Regions from separate parts of the Homo sapiens genome. Here region 1 is linked to region 2. A link is a contact called in ENCODE Hi-C or POLR2A ChIA-PET data. All regions are on one chromosome and are shown on one strand. The core of a region is the stretch at or near the end of the contact, and the rest is flanking DNA. Distances in the headings are between cores, read along the strand shown.

Region 1 (5,202 bases), core at 1,543-4,042, 280 kb after region 2:
AAAGGCAAACATTGAATGGTGAGACCTGTAACTCCCTGGTGAGACTAAGATCCCAGAATGTTGGTAGCCAGGCTTATACCTCTCTGTTCCATTCCAGGTGAGACTTCAGAGGATTTCTTTTTAGGGAAATGAATGAGACTAAGAGAAAATACTTTTAGATGCTAACATATGGGGTTGTTTCCCACACTGTCAAGTTCCCAACCCAATAACCCTACACTGAAGCCAACCAGGAAACACACACAGTTTACAACTAGCTTGTTGGAGTCTCATTTGTAAATATTGAAGGAAACATTATGGATCATAAGATGCTTGAGGAGGCCTCCAACATGAAATACAGAGAACAAAACTAACAAACACGGACAAAAAGAAACTCGGAAGACAGACAATGCAAACAGAAGAAGAAAACAAACCACCGTCAAAACAAAGCAAAATCCTGTATATTTAATATCATCACATATAAAAGAAGATATTATATATGTTAAATGAGTAAATAATGCTGGTTAAAAACATTCAGAGAATAAGTAAGAGCTCATGGAAATTACAAATATTACAGCAATAATAAAAGTTCAACAGAAGCACTGGATAAAAGTTGAGAAATTTTAAGAAAATATAACAAGATGAGAAACAAAAATAGAAAAGATACAAGGTTTAGAGAACTAATAGGAGTTCTAAGATTAACAGTCTGACACTTTGGGAGGCCGAGGCGGGTGGATCATGAGGTCAGGAGATCGAGACCATCCTGGCTAACAAGGTGAAACCCTGTCTCTACTAAAAATACAAAAAATTAGCCGGGCGCGGTGGCGGGCGCCTGTAGTCCCAGCTACTCGGGAGGCTGAGGCAGGAGAATGGCGTGAACCCGGGAAGCGGAGCTTGCAGTGAGCCGAGATTGCGCCACTGCAGTCCGCAGTCCGGCCTGGGCGACAGAGCGAGACTCCGTCTCAAAAAAAAAAAAAAAAAAAAAAAAGAAAAAAAAGATTAACAGTCTGACTAATAAGAGTTCTAAAAAGAGTATACTGAAAAAAATTATCAAAATAATAATATAATAATAGTTTCCAAAATTGGAAGGCACAAATTTCTAGACTGAATGGTTCAGCATAGTGAATGGAAACAGACTAACACAAGGCACATTGTGATTAAAATTTCGGAGTTCCAAGTTTAGAGACAAAACCATAACTTTCAATAGAATAAAAGTGAATCAAACATAAAGAATTAAGAATCAGAATGACATTAATATTCTGAAAGTAATTCTGAAATTAGATGTCAATTGGAGAAATGCCTTCAAAATCCTAAGGAAAATGGTTTCAACTTAGATTTTAAGACCTAGACTAACTATCGATCAAGTTTGTAGGCAGAATAAAAGCCTTTTCAAAATTTAAAAAAATCTAAAAAAGAAAATTACCTCCCCATGCCCCTTTTTTTCCAGGAAGCTATTGGAGAATACACACCTTCGAAATGCGGAGAAATATAAGAAAAGGAAGACAAGAGTTCAAGAAGCCAGGCATCCAACAATAATAACTAAAGAGGCAAGGTAATTCTCAGGATGATGTAACAGAAAGTCCAGACTGGTGAATGACAATGAAGAACTACAAGAGGTTTGTACTCTGAAAAGAAGAAGGAAAAAAGTGGAACTCACAGTTTGTCTAAAGTTTTTGACCATGTTTCAAGGAAGTATATGGTTCTGTGCAAAGTTAGCAAAAGGTACATTAAAAAAATGAGAAAACAACAAAATCAGGCAATTACCAACTAAAAGTATAAAGAATTTGGTACAAAAAAGGAAATTAATAATACACTACATGCTAACTTGTTAACAATTTTTACATAGTACCAATACAATAAATACAATGTTAATTTCAAACTGCAATTAATTATGCTGGAAGGATGTGGGAGTGTTAAGAGAGTTAAATTAAAATCTTCATAACAGGAAGTCAACAGATAATACCTACTGAATATTTCTACTTTTTGGAGGGATGTTGGGTTGGGGAACTACTGTTTCATTTCCTTAAAGTACTATTTGGCTTTTTAAATTGCCTGTACACATGCATATGCATACATAGTCTAAAGTTAAATTTTTAAAACCACATATAAAAGCCATGTGGGAAAAGAATTATTGTGAATGCTTAGTAAAAGAATGTATGCACAGCACATAATACAATGTTGATACATCATAGAGTATTAATAAAGTCCCCAAGATTTGCCTGCTTGGGATAGTCTTATTAACAAAAGTTAATCTTGTTAATAAAACAGTCAACAAATATATAAATCTTTACTCATCAGTCCCTAGTAAAATTTTCCAACTGTTGTGGAAGATATAAAGAAATATGAAACATAATCCTTACATTAAAATACCTTCTAATAAGTTATGGCAGTTAATATTTAATTGGTGTTATATGTACAGTAGGCACTGTCCCAAGTTCTTTACATATTATCTCTTTTAATTCTATGAGATAGACATTATTATCTCCATTTTATTATATAAATGAGGAAACTGAGGCACACTAAAATGAAGTAACTTGTCCAGGTCATGGAGCTCATAAGAGAGGGAGGTAGGATTCCAGTCCAAGCAGAAGGCGAGGGAGTCTCAGATTGCTTTATAATCTAATTGAGGGGAAGAAGAAACAGAGCTAAACAACCTTATATGATTTAAGGAGGAGTTCAACATAATACTGGAAGAGATGTCACAAACTAATGCAAGCATACTTTAGGGGAAATTGCTGTATTACACTAGGAGATCAGAAGAGAGTGCAAACCCTTCAGACTGATAGCCAAGGAAGCATTTAATTGGACCAGCTGGCTGGGGAGGGCATTCCTTGTAAGTGAATCAACACGCAGAGGTGGTAACCATAGCATGCCAGGGATCAGCGAGGAAGGTAATTTGACTAGAGCATAGCACATTTTGTTCATCCACAAATAAAACCTGTGAGATCAAAGCAGGAAAGGCCTAATAACAAATTATAAATGGCCTTGAAAGCAGACTAAGAAGCTTGGACTTTATTTTGTGAAAACGGGAAGTGATTGCTGAGCATGTGCACTTAATCTGGACATTGTACATGTAATCAGCTGACAGGAAGAGAACAAGTAACGGCTTATTGTGGCAGTCTGGATAAGATTTATCAAAATCTCAAACTAGCCTGGGGTAAGTGAGAGTGGAATTGGCTGGATCCTGGATGAGAAGTCCCACAAGGACTTACAGAAACAATTTGCATTTTATCTTTCTACCAAGGAGAAAAGTTTTTCAAACTACAAAGGCTAGATATAATTAAAAGGGAATTAAATTTCAAAAAGTTCAAGTAAGAGTATCTGCTTTGAAAAAATGAGTTTCTAGGTTTCAATAAGTTACAACATAGCATAATCAAATACTTAACTATTATGATTATGAATTGGCTGGCAGGATTTCTTTTAAAATGAAAGTAAAGCTTTCTAGATGTAACAATAAAGCATGCTCAATATGGAAAAAATATACAAAGAAAAAAATCAGCAAACTTATTCACATACCCTTAGTTTGGTTATTTTTTTTCAGTCTTTTCTATGAATAACTTTGTTTCCATGTTAATACAAAGTTACAATTGATTATCATATTATATATAGAAGATATAATTTTCTTCTTGCTTAAACATTTTAATAAAACATTTTTCAGTCTTTTCTTTGAATAACTTTGTTTCCATGTTAATACACAGTTACAATTGAATTTTCTTCTTGCTTAAACTTTTTTTTTTTTTTTTTTTGAGATGGGGTCTCACTCTATCGCCCAGGCTGGAGTGCAGTGGCCCGATCTTGGCTCACTGAAAACTCCGCCTCGCAGGTTCATGCTATTCTCCTGCCTCAGCCTCCTGAGTAGCTGGGACTACAGGCACCCGCCACAACACCCAGCTAATTTTTTTGTATTTTTAGTAGACACGGGGTTTCACCGTGTTATCCAGGATGGTCTCGATCTCCTGACCTTGTGATCTGCCCACCTCGGCCTCCCAAAGTGCTGGGATTACAGGCGTGGGCCACCACACCTGGCCTTGCTTAAACATTTTAATAAAACATTTCATATTCCATTACAAATTTATTTGTATACATAACTAATAATTGCATAATACTTAATAATGTGTATATATGTACTAAAAGGTTTTTAACCATTCCTGTGTAGTTGGATATTTAAGCACATTCTAAATCTCTGTTTATATAAGCCTAATATCTCTTTGCTCAAAATCAATTTTCTGTATTGTGGATTACCTCCTCAGGCCGGTTTTCCAGCTAAAAATCTTAAGAAAAACAATGGAGAATGAAAGAAGTAAACAGTTTAAACATAACTTCTATTTAAGAGGGCATGAAATGGTTAAATTGCAAAACCTTAGTGAGTCACCAGAGTGATTATTTTTAACCACACTGTCCCTGAAGGACAACTGATAATGATATATGGGAAGTAACTATAGTGCAGAAAATATCTAAGCAGGCATAACAAGTGTTTAGTAATTAACATCAGAATGACATTATAGTTTTTATTAATTTTCCAGCCAGAGTCTCACTCTGTCACCCAGGCTGGAGTGCAGTGGTGTAATCTCGACTCACGGAAACCTCTGCCTCCCAGGTTCAAGCGATTCTCCTGCCTCAGCCTCCTGAGTAGCTGGGACTACAGGCGCCCGCTACCATGCCCAGCTAATTTTTGTATTTTTAGTAGAGACGGGGTTTTACCATATTGGCCAGGCTGGTCTCGAACTCCTGACCTCATGATCTGCCCTCCTCAGCCTCCCAAAGTGCTGGGATTACAGGCATGAGCCATCGCACCTGGCCGCAGAATGACATTATCGTTACATCTACACTTGAATGTATTTTATATTGCATTTAAATTTATTTACATGTATTTTAACTTAACTGGTAAAATTCTGAAGCATGGGTATAATTATTCTCTTAATGCACCTTATTCTTTTAAATTTCTGAATTAATGGAATCTGTAGACATTATTACAAAGATATATCTGAGCCAGTTATATTACTGAAATCACCTTTGCAAAAATTATGACAGTGAGAAAAATATGACATAGGAAAATTATGACAGTAAAGGAAATCTGACCTAACCAACTCCATCTTGGTTCTAACCTCCAAGCTGTCCTTGTTCATTCCCGGGTACAGGCTGAACTAACTTTGAGAGGAATTTAGCTCATGGTTTAACTTTGAAACAAAGATGATAACAGCCTTCCCCAAAACAAATCCCCTCCTT
Region 2 (4,995 bases), core at 766-3,265:
GGGTTTTATTTTGCCTTGTTTTCTTTGCTTTTACAAGAGCAGCACTTTTGTCTGGATATCATTTAGACTAATAGATCAGTAATAGCAGATCCAGGGCCAGGCGCAGTGTCTCATGCCTGTAATCCCAGCACTTTGGGAGGCCAAAGCAAGTGGATCATTTGAGCCCAAGAGTTCGAGACCAACCAGGGCAACATAAGAGACCCCCATTTCTACAAATAATAATAGCATATCTTTTTTTGACTGAGAATTAATTTTTCATGATGGGCGGCAAGAGAGTGACCCCTGATTGCTCTAAGTTATTGACTTGACCTCTCCCCAGTTTTCTACAGAGGCACCAGGGTTGGAGATAAATTTGGGACAGTTCCTTCTAGCTATTTTGGGCCTCCCAGATAACTGAGCCCAATGCAAGCCTCTGAATAAGTGATTTGCTCTTGATTCAACCAGGCTTCTGCCTTCTACTTGCACTTTCTATGAGCATGTGGATAATTCTGTAATAGCCATAGTGTCCCCACACCAGAAAGTGACTCCTTTCCTTCCAGTGAGCTAGGCAGGTACATCAGGCCCCCTGGGCCAGTGAATCAGCCTCATGGAGCAGGAAAGCCCTACGTCCCCATTTATAGCTCTAGCTCCAGGGAAGGTCTAACTACTTGTTAATAAATATTTGCTAAATGAAACAACACAAAACTGCAGCCCCAATACCAGCGGGACTGTCCTCAGGAGTAAAAGGTTTCTCACACCCTGGGACATGTGGCCCCACAGTCATGGCCACACTTGTGTGTTGTTTTGTTCCCCTTCTGCTGAGCCTGAATACCACTGGCTTTCCACGCTCTCTAACGAGGGCCTTGAGGTACTTCCCACTGCAGCTGGGGAGCCCTTCCTTCTCCTTATCTCTCCTACCCTTGTCCTCTGTGTCACCCAGATTAGCTCTCTAGACTGACTCAGTCTCTCCAGAGCCAACCACCCAGCCCTCCCTGACTCCCTCCCCCGCCTCTGCGGTCATATCTCTTTAGAATTTTTCCACAGGAGAATGGGAGCTGGTCAAACCCCTTTCCCTTCTAGAGCTCTGATACTTCATAGACAGACATAGGAAGCTGGCTTGCCAGGGGTCCCTCCTTCCCTCCAGGGACAAGGCTCTGTTCTAGCCAGGAGAGTGGTGAGGAGTGTGGCTACACCTTCTTCTGCCTGTGACCCTTGGGGTAGAGGGCAGGCGAGGTAGAAAGTGGCCGGAGGGGACATATTGATTTTCTGGGTTTTGCTGGGGTTCCACCCCAGAGGGTCTGCCTTACCCCGGGGAGTGGGTTGGGTTATGGGCAGTGCTCGGAAACCTCTGGGAGTTGTGGCTGGCTCAGACTCGTCAGTGGACAGTCCGCTGTCAGCCTCCGTGTCCAGTGAGCCAATGGTCTCCTCCAGGAAGAGCAGACACTCCTTCTCTTCAGTGGACAGGAAGTCGTAGCTGCTATCACTCTGTTGGGTTTGGGGTTGGGGGCGGGGGCGGGGAGGCGGGGGGGAGGGCGAGAAGAAGAACAGGAGAGGGAGAGAGAGCTGTGAGAAAGCGCTCCCTCCGCAGAAACTGGCGGGGCCTGAGAACCACCCTGCAGAGAGGAAGGAATGCTGAAGAGCTGGAAACCTTTCCCTCCTGCTACTCTGCAAAGCTGCTGGAGTTGCCTCCTGAAACTGTAGGCACCAGGGAGGGCAGAGTCTGTCAGGAGGCTGGCCCACTAGCGCCCAGCTCTGGAGCTGGGCAGGCACATGGCAGGGGCCTTTCTTTTGCTCAGTCCTGGCTTGAATGCTTAGGGGCACAGATTAGAAGCAGTCCCAAGTTTCAATGTTTGACAGCCTTTGTCAAACATCTCACTTTGAGCACCTCTGATTTAGCTCCAAATAAGAAGTGCAACATAACAATTTGACCTGAAACTTCAGTGGTATTGCTTTTAACTTTTAAAAGTACTTCTGCATACTTGATCTGGTATGTCAAGGGCAGTATGAGGAAAAGCAGGAAATGAAGCCAGCTATGAGCTGCCAGGCCAGTAGGAACTGTGGCATGACTGGCCACAGATAAATGTACTAAATGATTTGTACTTGACTTTGAAATGCATTCCATACGGGAATTTTTCCCCTTGTACATTTACTTTCTTGATGACATTTGGCTCTGGCTAATGTTCAAGTAAGTGTGCATTTCTAAAGCAAATATTAACTTAAAGGGGGAGGTTGGTGGAGAAACTGGATGGTATGGGAGGAGGGAAAAGCAGCTTAGTATTAAATATTAAGTAGATCTTAAAGTAGATCATATTCATTATGAGAGAGTACATAGAGGTTTTTGGAAGAAAATAATAATGGTCATCTCAGACAGTTACTGTCTATGTTGTATGGGGCTAGAAGTTTGCTGGAATAGTTGCTCTTCCACAGAGGAGGTTGAAGGGAAAACAAAAGGGCAAATTGGAATATAAGAAATTTGGGCCAAGTCTCTTCTTGGCATCTCCAGCCCTTTTCCTAATATTTGGGACACTTCAGAGTTGTATATTCTTCAGGCCCACTCAGATGGCCAGGAAAGATTTTGAGACAGCTCTAAAAATATCCTGGAGGGAGGGGAGAGGGTTGCAGAATAACCCTTCCATTTGCCTCTGGAACTTCCTTTCGCATGTGGGCCTACATGTTAAAGCAAGCCCCAAATATAGCCCCTGGAAGCTCTGAAGCTGACGCCAAGAGTTTCTTGAAGAAAAATATCTTTATTGTCCTCTTCCTCCTAAAATAGCCTTGCCAAGGATAAGCTGACTCTGAGTTTCTCCTTCATGAATGATTCACTTTGAAAACCTTTAATCCCTGTCACATTCTGTGTCCAATGCTATGTGACTATTCACGTTGGCCTCAGCCTAAAAGACATAGAAAGACGTCTCCACAGCCCCATTATCTAGGGTCAAAATGAAATTTGTATGATTGTCTGCACTTTGGATTTGTGCATGTGTGTTTCTTTCTCTACTCTATTTTTACATATCAAAATCCACTGGTTGTCTTAAACATCTTGACATTCAGTAGACACCCTTAAATTTTCAAATACCTCTATAGGATACAATGCAAAAAAGCATAAATTCTCTATGATTCTTATGTATGTGACAAGCATGAACAACAAATGTTTGCGTCTGGATGCAGCACAGATTTACTCTTTCACACCAGCCTCACAACAACTGAGATTTAAATTCATGCCCAGAAAAATTACAGTTTATTAAATGCCACTCACAAGTAGCTAAACACAGTGACTTTGGAAGATTCTCAGTCTCTGCTCCTAGAAAGGCTGATTCTTTTCTATATAGAGGCATATGCTAGGTGCTTTACCTGTATCACATTTACTCCCCACAAATTGAATTGGGTATGAACACTAAGTATCCCATTTGAAAACTGAGGAGGCTAAAGCTTAGAGAAATTAAGTAATTTGCCCAAGGTCATACAGCTTATAAGTAGAGAACTTAAATCTGTTTGGTTCCAGAACCTAGGCTCCTAATTACCTATTTTCTTTGATCTTTGTAAGAGACTAAAGTAATGCTGCTCATTGCAGAGAACTTCAATAATCCATGTGCTACAAGAATCTATGTTCTGGTTTCCACCATGACCTCAGATTACAGGCCTACTCTCTCTGCTCAACCCAACCCCCAACCTAATGAAAATCGGCGGAAAAAGTCTCATTTGCCCAGTTGCTCTCTAAGGTCGTCCCATCCTATTCTCTATAGAGCCAGGGCTGACTCAGGCAGAAAGCACCCACTGGTGTTGTGAATCACTCCCCAACAATGAAAGAGAAGGTGCAGTGAGCCAGGATGGGTGGCAGGAAAGGATAGGGCAGGGCAGGGCAGGGCAGGTGTGCAGAGAGCAGACCAGGTTGCGGGAGGGAGAGTATTACGTACAGATCCAGAGCGGGTGGAGGTGCTGCTCATCATGCTGTCACAGCTGCCGACACGGGTCACGGGTTCTGAGCCAGTCCCCGCTGGCCACAGCTCCCTCTCGGGCATCACCCGAAACAAGGTGCAGGGATGGCAAAGGGGGCTTCTAGAGGGGAAGCGAGGGGAAGTGAACAATGTCCCAAGCCGGGCCTGAAAAGAGAAGAATCAAAGCCACACATGAGCCGAGGCTTCGGCAAGGCTCTGCCCAGGCCCTGGGCGGCATGGCGGGAAGGACACCAAGCAAGCAGAGAGCTGGAAGGGGGGCATGAACAGCCACTGCCCGACACCCCCGGCCTGCATGGAAGGACCCTGAAGCTGGCTTAAATACATGCAGAAGGACAGACTTAGTTGGTGGAGAGGCAGTCTAGTCAGAAAGAAGCTTCTACTACTTCTCTTACATTTTTCTCTGAACCAAGGAGCTTAATCTACATTTTCATTACTATAAGCAATAAATATTACAGGCGTCAATACCTTGGGTTCTGGAGTTAGTTGGGTCTGGGCTCAAATCCCAGTTTAGCCATTTACAGTTATGTGACTTGGGGCAAATTACTCTGAGTCTGTTTTTCCTCATTAAATAATGTTAGTATAAGGATTAAATGAGAGAACAGTTAGCACAGTTTAGTTGGTAGTAAATACCCTAAGACCTCATGAGTCAATAATTAACTATTATTGTTCTTGTAACAAGAAAAAGACAAGATCTATCTAGGATCAAACTAAATTGAAACAAGAGAAACAGGATCTCAGAAAAGAAGGGTTCTGGTTTGATGGGAGACTGTAGACTTGAGAGAAGAAACAGGTCCCTTAATAATACCTACCTCATGGGGTTATTGTGAGAACGTTTAAAACACTTTGCACAGAGCAAATTGTCACCTGCTATCACAGTCAATATCATCAACATCATCACAACCACCGCTACGATACCCATCTTTAACTCCCTAGCCTGGAGGCATGAACAGGGCACCTGCAGTGGTTGACACAAACCTATTTTCTTTCTAGTGAATCTCTTTCTTTCTAGTGCCTCTGTTGTTGCACACATTCCCAATGAGATTCCCTAGCCTATGTCAAA

Evidence for each region. Hi-C counts contacts between places; a loop is a spot of excess contacts on that map. ChIA-PET counts read pairs that join two places held with the same protein, here RNA polymerase II (POLR2A).
Region 1: a loop to region 2 is called in a map of PC-3, with 2.7 times the contacts of the local background. The contact joins two enhancer-like sites. A Hi-C loop is called at or near these places in 1 of 168 maps with a recorded cell type or tissue (PC-3). POLR2A ChIA-PET finds 5 or more read pairs at or near these places in 1 of 52 experiments (MCF 10A).

What each region holds. Positions count from the first base shown.
Region 1 is chr1:207,307,044-207,312,245 of GRCh38, forward strand. LINC02942 (long intergenic non-protein coding RNA 2942) reads left to right here. Exons shown (of 4, transcript NR_186170.1): 4 at 1,424-5,202. All of the region lies in intron 1 of LOC107985251 (a long non-coding RNA gene), which reads right to left. Among named protein-coding and RNA genes, the nearest start is that of CD55, 12 kb to the right of the region's middle. Within about 2 kb of position 2,793, at least 14 of the 41 ENCODE cell types and tissues checked have a DNase peak (open chromatin) inside an H3K27ac peak, as active enhancers do; they include PC-3, where a contact is called at or near this core.
Region 2 is chr1:207,023,601-207,028,595 of GRCh38, forward strand. It overlaps C1orf116 (chromosome 1 open reading frame 116), which reads right to left. Exons shown (of 4, transcript NM_023938.6): 2 at 3,894-4,079; 3 at 1,287-1,464. The coding sequence starts at 3,998. Among named protein-coding and RNA genes, the nearest start is that of C1orf116, 6.7 kb to the right of the region's middle. Within about 2 kb of position 2,016, at least 13 of the 41 ENCODE cell types and tissues checked have a DNase peak (open chromatin) inside an H3K27ac peak, as active enhancers do; they include PC-3, where a contact is called at or near this core.